Regions from separate parts of the Homo sapiens genome. Here region 1 is linked to region 2. Evidence: chromatin contacts called from ENCODE Hi-C or POLR2A ChIA-PET data. All regions are on one chromosome and are shown on one strand. Each heading gives the region's core, a stretch centred on a gene start or an enhancer-like site at or near the end of the contact. The rest is flanking DNA. Distances are from core to core; before and after follow the strand shown. Region 1 holds the start of TRPM2 (transient receptor potential cation channel subfamily M member 2). Region 2 holds the start of PFKL (phosphofructokinase, liver type).

Region 1 (6,522 bases), core at 3,908-6,407, 54 kb before region 2:
GTGACCTCCACTGTTTATGGATGAGAGACCTGGGTCGGAGGTGGGGAAAGGAGTTCCCTAGACAAGGACCTGAGCTCTCCCGTCTTGCTCCAATGCTGCCCCAAATGTCCTTGTATGTTCCTAACAGCCTATCACAAGCTACCTCCTGTCCCTCTTGTCCTTGAACGATCACCTCTGATGAGATTGGAACTTGAACCTGCATGGCGTTTGCAAGCCTGATGTGATGCTGGAAACTGCATTGCGGACACTGATCCAGAAATTACATCGCCGGAGAGCTCGCTCGGAACTCGGCCCAGATAGGCGTAAACGGGACACCACCCCCGGCACCCCACGGGAAATGAGAGCTCTTGGAGGTGTATTCTCTCCAACCTGGGCTCCTTCCTGCCACCCAAGGGGGGCTCCCTGCCTCCCCACCCCCACCGCATGTGCGCGTGAATTCTGAGGCATCCCCTCCAGTCTCTGCGCTCACAGATGAGGATTGGTGGCCCAGGGAAGAGAAGTCATCTGCCCAAGGTCATGAGATCCATGGTGGCAAAATGTGAGCACAAAGGTCTGGACCAGGGTGGCCACAGCAGACACGGAAATGAGACGAGTCTGTGCAGAGCTGAGGAGGGTTACCAGGACGTGGGGCTAAGCAGTGGGATTACCCGGGCGGGTGTCGAGGGGCTCCAGGTCTGGACGAGTGGGGTAGGAAGACCCTACCATGCTTAATGGAAACATGTAAGTGGTATAAATAAATCTGCTTGAAAAGCTGTGTTTGTGGCAGACGATGCTCACCACTCGTTCCGCCCTGGTCTTTCCACAAGAAGGAGGGACATTCCATCCACTCCTCAGGAAGGAACAGCCAGGAACACACCTGGTCCCTCTTCCCATCCTGCTGCAGTGACCACCGTGGTTGGTGAGATGAGAGCGGCTTCTGTGCGGGACAGACTCGGTGCAGCAGATCTCAGGTTGCCTTCTCAGAGGGGCCTGCTTTCAAGGTGGTGTCTGGGAACGGGGCTTTTGGAGCGTCTCTCCGTCCCCTGACTGCTAGGAGTGCTTTGCCGGGCCTGGACTGTTCCTGCAATGGGTTTGTGCTGAACAGCTGCTTTCCTGCTGGGAGTCTGGGATTTGGGTGGTTGCCATGCAGAGGGGCCCACGTGGCCAGCGCAGGATGCACGCCCTGGGCTCTGAGCCTCGAATGGGCTTTGCAGGTGGCCACGTGCTTCTCGGCTAGAGGAAGGAGCATGCATGGCGCCTGCACAGGAGAGCCGCAGCAGCCTGCCCTCAGATTCTCCAGACTCGGCCTGTGTCTTTCTCCCTTGCCAAGCCCATCACGTAGGCCTTCACCATGATAAACCTTAGCTGTGTGCACAGCTGTGAGTCCTAGCAAACCCCTGAGCATGGGGGATGGCTTTGGGGACCTCCAGAAGCAAGTCTGTCCTGCTTACATCTGATCCAGGTCAGCACCCCTTCCTCTCTGGGCCCTGCTGCCCCAAGGGTTTCCACTTCCATGTGAGAAGCACGCAGAGCCGACTGGCAGAGGCCCCAGACCCACGGGGCCTCACCTAGGCTTCTCAGGACACAGCAGGTCAGGGTGTCAGCGGCGTTCAAACCAGAGTGAGTCCCATCTTGAATAGGCGCTGGGTGAAATGAGGCTGAAACCTGCTGGGCTGCCTTCCCAGACGGTTAAGGCATTCTAAGTCACAGGATGAGACAAGAGGTCAGCAGAAGACACAGGTCACAAAGACCCTGCTGATAAAACAGGGTGCAAGACACTGGGTAAAACCCACCAAAACCAAGATGGCGACGAAAGTGGGCTCTGGTTATCCTCGCTGCCCATTACACGCTAATTATAACATATTAACATGTAAGAGACACTCCCACCAGCACCATGACAGTTGGCAGATGCCATGGCAACATCAGAAATACCCTGTATGGTCTGAAAGAAAGAGGAAATCAGTTCTGGGAAATCCCCGCTCCTTTCCCATAAAACTCATGAATAATCCACCCTTGTTAAGCACATGATCCAAAACTACCATAAAAATAGCCAACCAGCCAAGCACGGTGGCTTATGCCTGAAATCCCAGCACTTTGGGAGGCCAAGGCTGGTGGATCACCTGAGGTCAGGAGTTCCAGACCAGCCTGGCCAACATGGTGAATCGCATGAACCTGGGAGACGAAGGTTGCAGCGAGCCAAGATCATGCCATTGCACTCCAGCCTGGGCGACAGAGCGAGACCCCGTCTCAAAAAAAAAAAAAAAAAATAGCCAAGCAGCAGCCCTCAGGGCTGCTCTGCCTATGGAGAAGCCATTCTTTTATTCCTTTACATTGTTAATAACTTGCTTTCACTTTACTCTGTGGACTCGCTCCAAATACTTTCTCGTGTGAGATCCAAGAACCCGCCCTTGGGGTCTGGATCGGGACCCCTTTCCAGTAACAAGGGTGAGCTCCGAGGCTGGAGTACCACTGCTCTACAGACCCCGCTCCTTCCACATGGGGCTCTTCATCACTGTCTCTACATCCAGCCCTCCATGGCCGCGAGTTTTGCATCTGCAGATTCAGCCAAACGCAGACTAAAAATATTCAGGAAAAAAAAAACAATTAAAAATAACATAGCCAGATGCAGTGGCTCACGCCTGTAATCCCAGCACTTTGGGAGGCCGAGGCGGGTGGATCACCTGCCTCGGCCTCCCAAAGTGCTGGGATTACAGGCGTGAGCCACCGCGCCCGGCCCAAAAATACAAATTTTTTAAATGCAGTATAACTATTTTTATAACATCTACATTGTATCAGGTATTATAAGTAATCTAGAGATGATTTAAAGTATGCTGAAGGATGTACATAGTTTATATGCAAATACCACACCATCTCATATCAGTGACTTGATATGAGATTTTGGGACTGATACGAGATATGGGATTTTGGTGTCCGTGGGTGTCCGGGAACAATTCCCCAGGGATGCGGAGGGACAGCTGTTGTATTGGTGACCGTGAAACTCTGATGATGTACCGAGTACACTAGAGGTACCCTGGGGCAACACAGTCTTCTTCTATTTCCCAAGCACAGGATGCTTCTCCCTCCCCATATTCAGTAAATATGAGCTGAAGGCCACTCTCTGGGAATTAACACAACACTCTGCTTTCGTCCCAGCCCCCCAGAAGCTCAGCAGCTAGCAAGAAAGATGAACACAAAGCCACACAGTTACAGCACGACAGCTGGGATCAAAGAGAAACACACGGTGCGGTAGGAGGGAAGCTCACTTCCTGGTAGAGGTTGTATAGTCACGGAAGGCTGCACGGCAGAGGCAGCATCTGCAATAGGCCTTGAGGGATAAGTAGGAGCTCACCAGGCAATGGAGTAAAAGGAGGAAGCGTGTGGCCCATTTGTGGAAGAGCATGAAATGGGTGTTGCTCGGGGAGGGCACACAAACATGAATCAACACTCTGTCCGTGCCTAAAGGGGCGCCAACTGCGGGGAGCACCATCGGCTCCGGAGGGCCATATCCAGCCACTCAGAGACAGTGGCCATGTTGCCTGGGCGGGGGTCTTGGCCACACCTGAGTCGTGGGCTCTGTGGGGAGGAGGGGCAAAGGGGGCTCTGTGGGGCCTGGGGGCAAGTCGGGCCTCTGGCTTTGGCAAGCTGTGCAGGGGGGCAGTCTTCTGGCCATGGACTCTCCCTAAGGCCCTTCCAGTTCCTGGACCCTGGGACTCTCTCTCTTGGGGTGGGGGCAGGTGTGGAAATGAGAGGATTAGAGGATGCATCTGTGTTCACACCACTGGGCCTCGCCGCGCGACAGTGCCCTTATGACCCTGAACAAGTCACCTAAACTCTGCACTTTGGTCCCTGCACCTGCGAGGCAGGATGAGGGTCAACTGTCCCCGACAGGAGGCTTGCAAGGGTTAGGTGGAAATGCTCTGTGGACTCTAAGCCTCGTATGGAGACAGAGGTATCTCCAGTGACCCTTCACTGAGGCCCTGAGGGGTCTTGGCCTGATCAGCTACTCCATGTGGGATCGGAAGGAAGAAGTCAGAGGTCTTACACACAAATCACGTCACTTACCCAGCATCAGACAGTTTGGAACTTTCCACAAAATACACGCATTCTTTCTTCTTGATGTTTTCAGGAATCCACGAACTGAGGCTTTCTTGCTGAAGGTAAAGACAGCACACTGAGATCTTCCAACATTCGAAAGAGCACACCCAGCCCCCTGGAGACACATCTGAGCTCCTTGAGGAGCTTTCACACTATTTGCTTGAAGGAAGGAAGCCTGCGCGACCCTGAGCCAAAGATTAGAAGCACCTTGCCAAGACTCTCCGGTGGGGATTCAGGAGGGAGGAATGAATCTAAGAAATCATTTCCTCTTGGGACCATTTTGAATGTGCGCGCACTTTACAGTTTCTACAGCACCACCACCTTCCTTGGGAACAACATGGTGTGGTGGAAAACGTGGAGGCTGGGGATCTGGGGACCTGGATCTTGCACCATCGGAAAAAGGGCAGCCACCCTCCTGCCTGCCTGGCAAGGGGACTGCAAGATGCCATGTGCTTTCAACATACTTGTGTCTTTGTATCCAGGGCTTTGGGGAAAGCTAGCCCAGGCCCAGGCCCTCCCAATCGGATAAAGGATGTGAAATCATTATGCAACAAGGTAAGCACGGGTAACAGATTTCCAGGACTCTAGCGCAACATTTTTGAGTTAACCCGGTGATTTCCCAATCAGACCAACCATGGGAAATGGTCATGCAACCCACAGAAGACGAGACACGCATCACCCTCCCCAGTTCTGTTCTCCCAAAGGTATGGTTGGGCAGGAGCCCCCAAGGTCAGCAGACCCTTTCCCACCCCCGTCGTCACAGCCTCAAGCTATGACCTGCCCAACGGTGACCTCCGTGGCCACGTGCCAACTGCAGGCTGACCAGCAGAAAGCCTACCTTGTCATTGTTGCCGAAGGGGCACTGTAGCCTCCAGCTCTTGAAGAGGCTGCTGTTGCTGCGCCGGAGATTGGAGACCATCCCCAGGTCAGTGACCCTTCTGGGCAGCCCCTCAAAGCCCTCCTCCTGCTCCGAGCCAGCTTTCCTCAGGGCTGAGGGCTCCATTCTGAGACCCCCACGCCAGCTGCAACCAGGCCTGCTGCCCTCAGGACAGTCCTCTCTCCAGCTCGCTACACTGGGGTTCTAGAGACACATGGGGTGGTTGCTGAAATAGATCAGAGACAGGAAGATGAGGCTGATGTTCTGAGAGGACCTGGCCACATGCTTCCTCATGTGAAGCCCTCATCCGGTTCTCTTCATCAGCCTGCACATGTTCCCAGCTGCCTGAGCTGTGTCCCTTGGCTGGGGCCCCCGGACACTCTGGGGGAGTACATGCACATGCGGGGGTCCCAGCGGCCGTTCATAATGGTAACAACCTCAGGTGACTGCAGGGCCAGAGAAAGAGCTCCCTCCCCCACGGGTGCAGCTGCACTGAGCACCGCACAGGGAAGTCTCCACCGCCAGCACCAGCTGCCAGCGACATGGTTTCGCAACTGTACAATTCTGCACAGCTCCTGCTTCCAGACACCAGTGACTACTTTCATATTCCAAAATTTTTTTAAATAGCCCTCACTGTCCACAAAGGAAGTTTCTTTTTCTTCTTGTTTTTTGAGACGGAGTCCCACTTTGTCGCTCAGGCTGGAGTTCAGTGACGCAGTCTCGGCTCACTGCAACCTCGGTCTCCCTGGTTCAAGTGATTCTCCTGCCTTAGCCTCCCCAGTAGCTGGGATTATGGGCGCCAATCACCACACCCTGCTAATTTTTTTTGTATGTAGTAGCAACAGGGTTTCACCATGTTGGTCAGGTTGGTCTCAAACTCCTGACCTCAGGCGATCCACCAGCCTCCGCTTCCCAAAGTGCTGGTTTTACAGGCGTGAGCCACTGTGCCCAGCCTAGAAAGGAAGTTTTGGGGAGTACCACATCTCTCCACTCCAGGAAAAAGACAATAATTCAAATGAATCTTTTTCTCTCATATCCTTTCCCCCTGGCTCTGATGTGGCCTTCATCACCGAGGCCACAAGAAGCCACCGGATGACTGCCCTCCCTTTACAAATGAGAAACATAAGCATGTTCAAGCCCTGCGGGGCCTCCCTGAGTCCCTGACACCCACAGTGTTCTCATGAGGTCATCCATGGTCATCCCCTGCCACTGCCCCAAAGGTGTCAAGGGGAGGGTTGCTGGGATGCAAAAGATCTGACTGGAATCCCCCCTCATCCCTGCCCTGAAACCAGATCTCTGGCCACGTCCTCTCCACTACACACGACGGTCACTGTCAGACAAGCCTTTGCTCTGCCGTCCCCTCATCACATTAGGTGACTGAGCCCCTCTTCGGGGCCACGCAGCTCGAAGCTCGGTGCCGGGCTCTTGGGGCTGAGCTACGGGCTGCTGTCCTGGGGCGGGCACTCTCAGGCAACCCCACCTCCCCCTCTCCCTCCTCCCCTTTGCCCCTTGGCCACACTCATTCCGAGACCCGTAAACTTCACTGGCAGGATGGCAGGGGTGCCCTGCCC
Region 2 (7,282 bases), core at 2,578-5,077:
AGGCAGGACAGTGGGCCTGCCGCTGCCTACCAGCAGGTGATAGCCACCCCTGCCCAGGAAAAAAGGCTGGAACAAAATCAATGTCTGAGGTTGGTGCGCTGGTTCCCAGTGACCTTTCCTCACCATTAGCTCCCAGGCAAGAAAGCAGTGAGCATGAAATGGTCACAAAGTTTAATGATCAGCTAAGGATGTAAGCATGAGCCTGAAGGCTCCAAACAGGAGGCCATGTCAGGGAGGCGTGGCGGGCCAGGAAGCTAAGTCCTCACCTGCGATAACAGGAAACCAACGTCCAAACACACCAGCCAGGGAAAGGCAGGGCACGGTGTCCTGCAGGGGCAGGGAGGGGGCACTAGACAAAGGGCCCAGAGAATTAAAAGTGCCCAGGCCAGGGCGAGATGAAGGTAGGCATAGGCAGGCCGGGCCATTTTTTTTTTTTTTTTTTTTTTGGTCAAGTCTGTTTTTTTTTTTTGAGACAGAGTCTCGTTCTGTCACCCAGGCTGGAGTGCAGTGGCGGGATCTTGGCTCACTGCAACCTCTGCCTCCCCGGTTCAAGCGATTCTCCTGCCTCTGCCTCCCGAGTAGCTGGGACTACAGGCATGTACCACCACGCCTGGCTGATTTTTGGGGTTTTTTCTTGTTTGTTTTTTGCAACAGAGTCTCGCTCTGTCGCCCAGGCTAGAGTGCCGTGGCTCGATCTCGGCTCACTGCAACCTGCACCTCCTGGTTCAAGCGATTCTCCTGCCTCAGCCTCCTGAGTAGCTGGGATTACAGATGCGCACCACCATGCCCAGCTAATTTTTTGTATTTTTAGTAGAGACGAGGTTTCACCATGTTAGCCAGGATGGTCTTGAACTCCTAACCTCAGGTGATCCACCAGCCTCAGCCTCCCAAAGTGCTGGAATTACAGGCGTGAGCCACCGCGCCCGGCCTGTTTCAAGTCTTCTAGCTACCTTTGCACAGGTTATTGTGCAAATAGATATCCTTGAACAACGCCCTCCCCTGCTCAACAGCACCAACCCCTGGCCAACAGGAAAGGCGTGACCCAGAGCCACACAGGACAGGACTTGTGGGCTGGCTGGAAGGAACTTGCAAGGTGGCCTGTCTTGTCCCCAACCCCCTTTCACAGAAGGGGAAATCAAGGCCCGAGAAGTCCCAGGACTGGGCAACACTGGCAGGATGGTGAGGCTGGCTGTTCCATACATCCAACAAACGCAGACTTCAGCATTGGGGCAGAAAGTGCCTCCCAGTCCCCACTCTCCTGCTGCCCGGCTGACATAGAGGGCAAAGAGAAGGGCACACTATGCCACAGGCTTCCCCTCGGCCAGGGTCAGCCTTTCTAGGAAGGCAGTGGGGCCCCGAGAAGGAAAACAGAGCACCCACCATGGGGAGCCACACGGCAGCAGCAGTGGTGGCCTGGGAGAGCCCTGCAGACTGCTTTTCCGAACTCATGAAACAGGACTCTGGTTCTGCCCAGAATGTCAGTTCCTCCCATCCTACTCGCCCCAGATCATCCTCCATGAATCAGCCCCAGCCCTGAACTGGGGAAGTGTGTGGAGTCCTCCTCCCTTGCAGAAAACCACCTGTTCCCTGTCCACGCATGGGAGCTCACATACAGAGACGCTGCAGCTGCACGGGGCTTGGGAAGGGAGGACATTTGCAGAGGAAGGCACAGGCCCAACTGGGATGCCATGATCGGCCAGCAGGTGCACTGTGGGCACCCTCCCAGCTGCAGCCAGGAAGCGCTGCCCACTCCATATCAGGCACTGGGGCCAGGCTGAGCAGTTGGAACCCCCAGCTCAGACAGAGATGGGAGGCCCACCCAGCCGGCCTGTCCACAGGGCCAGGAGGGGCATCCCATCTCCAGATCCTCCACCAGCATCCAGAACCGCCTGTCACCCTGGGTGCCCCTCCCCGCTGGCCCAAGAACCACCTGCCAGGCTGGCCCTTCAGCAACCTCCAGCGAGCCCCCCTTCTCTGTTTAGTCTGTGCATGGGGTGGCAGGGGGTGGGGGGGGCACGTGCCACCCCAGGCTCTCAACTTTCCCAACCCTCCACTGCTGATGCTCCCACTTTGCAAACAAGGAAGCTGGTTGGGGACCCTCTGTGTTTCAGGGAACCACAGGTGGGCTTTGGGGCTTCACCAGCCTCACCAAGAAAGCGCCTCCCTGGTGGGCAGGCGGGCTGGCCCCACAGCAACCTGTCTGCCCTCCAGACTCGGGGCCTTTCTTGTCTAATCTCATGGGATGGAGCTTCCCGAGTTCACCCTCCAAGGCCACGGGCCTCCTCTCCCACCTGGGCCCACAACCCACCAGGCCACCCAAAGTGCTGGAATTACAGGTGTGAGCCACCGCACCCGGCCTGCTTCAAGTCTTCTAGCTACCTTTGCACAGGTTATTGTGCAAAAAGACATCCTTGAACAACGCCCTCCCCTCTCGACAACACGGACCCCTGGCCCACAGGAAAGGCGTGACCCAGAGCCACACAGGACAGGACTTGTGGAGCCACACTGGCTCCAGGACACTGCCAGTAGCCGGCAACAAGCAGCAGCTCCCGCTCTTGCCACAGCTGTGAAAAGGGCGGGTGGGCAGCCACCACAGGCCTGGCTCAGCCAGGTCTGAAGGAGCCCCCTCTGCAGGCCGGGGTTCAGACAGTGACACCCACGAGCCACTCCTGCCTCCCTGGCTTGGTCCCACTCAAGGCCGGCTTCCTTCTCGCCTCTTCCTGGCTTCCAGATAGGGAAAAGGAGGGTCAGGTGCCTGAAGCTGGGTGGGGGTGTGTGTCCGCATTTTCTCAACCATTTTCTGAACTCTAAAAGACAGACCAGACCCCGCTGCACAGCCTTGGGGTGCTGGCTGGGCCCCTTCCCAACCCAGCACCTCACTTCTGGTCTCCTAAATCCTCTCCTCTCTCCTCCTGAGGGGTAGGGTAGGTGGCGTCCTGTGCCACAGGTGCCACACTGGACATGTCAGGCCAGAGACACTGGAGGCCGGCAGTGGGCAGGACCAGGCCTCCGGGAGGGAGCGTGCGAGGACACCACGCCCTCAGGCCGGACCCCCACCCAGCTCTGCCAAGTCCCAGTCCCCACCACCTGAGGCCTCCCCAGTACCCCTGCGAAAAGGGTGACAACTGGGCTTTGCTCAATGCCCCGGGCAGCCCATCTCCCCACCGCCCTCTTCCCCAGCTAGACCCACAAGGAAGGCGGCCGCGAGGGCCCCGAGGAGGAGGCGCGGTCCGGGAGTGAGTCCGCCCCCGCCCAGCCGGGAGGAGGTCCCGGAAGCCCGCAGCCTGGCGCCGGCCCTCGGGAGGCACCGGGTCCCCGGGTCGCTTCAGAACCAGGAAGGGCCAGGCTCTGGGGGTGGCGGGACCGGCGCCCTCCGCTCGCGTGGCCTCGGGGACTCCTCGGGAGGTCCTGCCCCGCGGCCCAGAGTCGGACACACCCCCGGGGCAGGGCGCGGGCGGCGCCAAGACCCAGGCGGAGGCCGAGAACGTGGCCGGCCGCACGTAGGCCGGAGACCGCGCCGGGGAAGAGCGGGGGACAGACCCGGGGCAGGAGGCCGGGGCGGGAGGCCGGGGCGGGAGGCCGGGCCGGCCCGAGACCCGGGTCCCGGGGCTCGGCGGGCGCTCCGGAGAGGCCAGGGCGGAGGCGCCCTCCACCCCCTGCGCCGCGACGCGGCCGGGACCCCCGCCCACCTTGCGCGTCGCCGCCGCTGGTCAGGACGCCGATGGCCTTGCCCGCGCCCGACGCCCGCAGCTTCTCCAGGTCCACCGCGGCCATGGCGGCGGCCGAAACACGGGCCCAGCTCGCACTCCCGCCGCCTGCGCCGCGTCGCCGTCCCCGCCCCGCCCCGCGCGCGCCTTCCGCCCGCCCCGCCCCGGGCCCGCCCCCGGCGCCTCCTCGCAGGACGGACCCTGGACGGAGCAGGGATCCTGCGCCCTCGGCCCGCCGGGGCCACCTTCCCGCTGTGCGTTTCTAAACCTGTGCAATGTCACGCGGGCCCTGAGCAGTGAGACCCCCCCCTCCACCCCGGTGGTCTCGAGGATGTGGCCGGGGACCAGGGCGGGGCTGGCCCCAGTGCGGCCGCACGCGCCCCTTCGCCAGCGCCGAGGCCCCGGTGGCACGTCTGGCCCGGCTTCGCTTCTCCGGAGGTTCCTTGCTGTCGGCCGCAGCCACCGCCCCTCCCTGCCCCCCAGGGGCCCTCAGGGCGCCTTCAGGCCTCAGCAGAGCGAAACCCAAACGAGGCGCTGGCGGAAAGCAGCCAGCACTCCTCCCTCCCTCTCCCTCCTTTCCTCCCCTCCTCCCTCACTTTTGCTGGGCCCTTGGGGAAGTCTTGGTTCCCCGGGCCCTGGGGGTGCAGAGCCGGTGTTCGGGAGAGCCGCCTCGTGACCGCACGGTGTGTTCGGTTTGTGAAAGCTCAGCGGGCTGATCGCTAGGATTTGAGCATTTTTCTCTACATATACGGTGGAAATGGTGGCTGTGAATATCAACTACTCCTTATTTAATTGTGAAATGTTAGAAAACACACCGAGAGACTGCGCAAGCACATATGCGTGGGCTAAAAGGCGCTAAGAAGACACCTGTGTCTACCCCTGAGGCATCCTTGTGCTGACATTTTGGGTCATTATTCTCTCCCTTTTCTTACAGCTTCATCACGTGTGTGTGTGTGTGTGTGTGTGTGTGTGTGTAAATTCTTAAACGTACATGGTTTAGCCACAATGAGGTACCACCTCATACCCATTAGGATGGCTACTATAAAAGAAAAACACAGGCTGGGCGCAGTGGCTCACGCCCATAATCCCAGAACTTTGGGAGGCCCGTGGGGTGGGGGGGGGGGGGGGGGGTGGATCACCTGAGGTCTGAGGTCAGGAGTTCGAGACCAGCCCAGCCAACATGGTGAAACCCCGTCTCTACTAAAAATACAAAAATTAGCCGGGCATGGTGGTGTGCGCCTGTAATCCCAGCTATGCAGGAGGCTGAGGCAGGAGAATCACTTGAAGCCAGGAGGCAGAGGTTGCAGTGAGTGGAGACTGCGCCATTGCACTGCAGCCTGGGCAGCAAGAGCGAAACTCCGTCTCAAAAAAAGAAGAAAAGAAAAGAAAGAAAAATGCAGAAAATAGTAATTGTTTCAAGGATATGGGGAGGCTGGAACCCTCATGCAGTGTTGGTGGGGATGTGAAATGGTGTAGCTGCTGTGGAAAACAGGATGGCAGTTCTTCAAAAAATTAAAAATATAATTACCATGTGATCCAGCGATTTTACTCAAAGACTCACACAGATATTTGCACACACATATTCATAGCAGCATTACTCACAACAGCCAAAAGGTGGAAGCACCCAGGTGTCTGCTGAGGAAAGCATAGATGAACACAATGCAGTCCATCCATGTGCTGGAATATTACTCAGCCTTAAAAAAGGAAGCAGATTTCGGCACATGCTACAACATGGATGAACCTTGGGGCCACCATGCTGAGTAAAATAAGACAGACACAAAAGGACAGATACTGTGTGATTCCACTTCCATGAGGTCCCTGGAGAAGTCATAGAGACAGAAAGTAGAGTGGAGGGTGCCAGGGGTTGGGAGGGGAATGGGGAGTGAGTGTTTCATGGGGCCAGAGTTTCCATTCAGGAAGCTGGAACAGCTCTGCAGATGGTGGTGGCAATGGTTACATGAGATGTGAATGCCACTGAACTGAAAAGTGGTCGAGATGATAAATTTATGTTATGTGGTTTTTTTGTTTTGTTTTGTTTTTGAGACGGAGTCTCACTCTTGCCGACCAGACTGGAGTGCAGTGGCGCAATCTCAGCTCACTGCAACCTCCACCTCCCGAGTTCAAGTGATTCTCATGCCTCAGGCTCCCATGTAGCTGGGATTACAGGCACCCACCACCACACCCAGCTAATTTTTATATTTTTAGTAGGTCACCAGGCAAGGAGAGGCTCCCGGGGACTTCCAGAGTAGAGAAGTGGGGCAGGGTTTAATTTCCAGGCACATGATGGCTGGTGTCCCCAGAAACACAGAGCTGTTTACAGCCGAGCACTGACAAGAGGTGGCGCTGTCCCCTTCTTGATCCCAGCCGGCCGGCTTCCAGGACTGAGGAAGGAGGTGTCCTTCTCAGCACTCTCTCATCAGAGCTGCATGTCCCGGCCATCTGGGGTCAGGAGGGGAAGGGGGCCGCCGGACGGGCCATGCTCTGGATGGCCCACTGCAGGATGCCATCGAAGGTGTGCTGCGGGACAGAGTGACGGTGAGAACCTCCAGGTGCGCCCCCGCCGCAGCCACAGAATCATGGCCATCGTTACAAGAAGTCACCATCCAACCTTCCCTCTAAGTCAAAGGTGGGGAAACTGAGGCCCGAGGCCCCATGGCACAGGCCAGTCTGGGGAGGACCCTGTCCTGTGCACTTCACCGTATTCCATCAAAGGTGGGGAAACTGAGGCCCAAGGTCCCCATGGCACAGGCCAGACCGAGGACCCTGTCCTGTGTACTTCACCACATCCTATAAGCCCAGGGCACATCCCCATGGCAGTTCATGGCAGTTCTGCCTCCTCGGGTGGCTCCTTCAGGGTGGGGGGGTCGGGGCCAGCTACTTATTCTGCTCAGGAGCCTGATGCTCCCACAGGATGGGGCCACGGGCCCCACGATGCCAGCAGAATAAGACCGCCACCCGGGAGAGGCTGTGAGCCCGTCGCTCATTTCTCCAGCTATACCCGGGGACCCCATCCAGAGGGGCAGCTCCATTACCCAGCGCTGGGCCCCCTGGCCCACTCTCAGGCCCTGGGGCTCTGCAGACACCTGCACGGTCAGGGTGTGTGGGGCACGGCCACTGCACAGGGCAGAACCCCTGCCCCATGGTCAGCTGGGACCCCCGGGTGCCACATCAGACACTGAGGAGAACCCGTGGAGGCTGAAGGAGCTTATCCTCTTGGCAAAAACAGACAGAGCCCTTAAAAGTCACATTTTCCCCACAGATTCTACCTGCCCATCTTAGCGTAGAGAGGCCTGAGTTGGGAGGGGCAAGCAAATCTTAGAGGGACGGGGTCTGGGACCCCCCCCCCACTCCCACGCCCCACCCTCCCTGGGAAAGTGGATCTTGAGCCTGGTGCTCGAGCCTCTGCCTGCCAGGGTGCAGGCCCTCAGGGGAGGGGCCGTGTGGGGGCTCTTGTTGGGGAGGGGCTGGGGGCGCTCAGCAGCACTGGGCTCCCGCAGGGGGAGGGGCCGGGGGGGGCTCCTGCAAGGGGGCTAGGGGGGCTCCTGTGGGGGGTGCCAGGTGCTCAGCAGCACTGG

The links. A loop is a pair of places that touch in the nucleus more often than their neighbours do. ChIA-PET counts read pairs that join two places held with the same protein, here RNA polymerase II (POLR2A). Pooled maps may share reads with other maps.
Region 1: a loop to region 2 is called in a map of CD4-positive, alpha-beta T cell, with 5 times the contacts of the local background. The contact joins the promoter of TRPM2 here to the promoter of PFKL in region 2. A Hi-C loop is called at or near these places in 1 of 168 maps with a recorded cell type or tissue (CD4-positive, alpha-beta T cell) and 4 of 50 pooled maps. POLR2A ChIA-PET finds 5 or more read pairs at or near these places in 2 of 52 experiments (MCF 10A and activated CD4-positive, alpha-beta memory T cell).

The regions. Positions count from the first base shown.
Region 1 is chr21:44,352,256-44,358,777 of GRCh38, reverse strand. TRPM2 (transient receptor potential cation channel subfamily M member 2) reads right to left here and starts at 5,157. Exons shown (of 32, transcript NM_003307.4): 1 at 4,913-5,157; 2 at 4,042-4,130. The coding sequence starts at 5,077. RefSeq lists enhancers at 4,682-4,731, 4,892-4,941.
Region 2 is chr21:44,296,598-44,303,879 of GRCh38, reverse strand. It overlaps PFKL (phosphofructokinase, liver type), which reads right to left and starts at 3,827. Exons shown (of 22, transcript NM_002626.6): 1 at 3,690-3,827. The coding sequence starts at 3,774. AIRE (autoimmune regulator) reads right to left here. Exons shown (of 14, transcript NM_000383.4): 14 at 5,232-6,224. The coding sequence ends at 6,153. RefSeq lists enhancers at 1,662-1,801, 5,372-5,481, 5,812-5,871, 6,242-6,301 and silencers at 3,135-3,584, 3,605-4,274.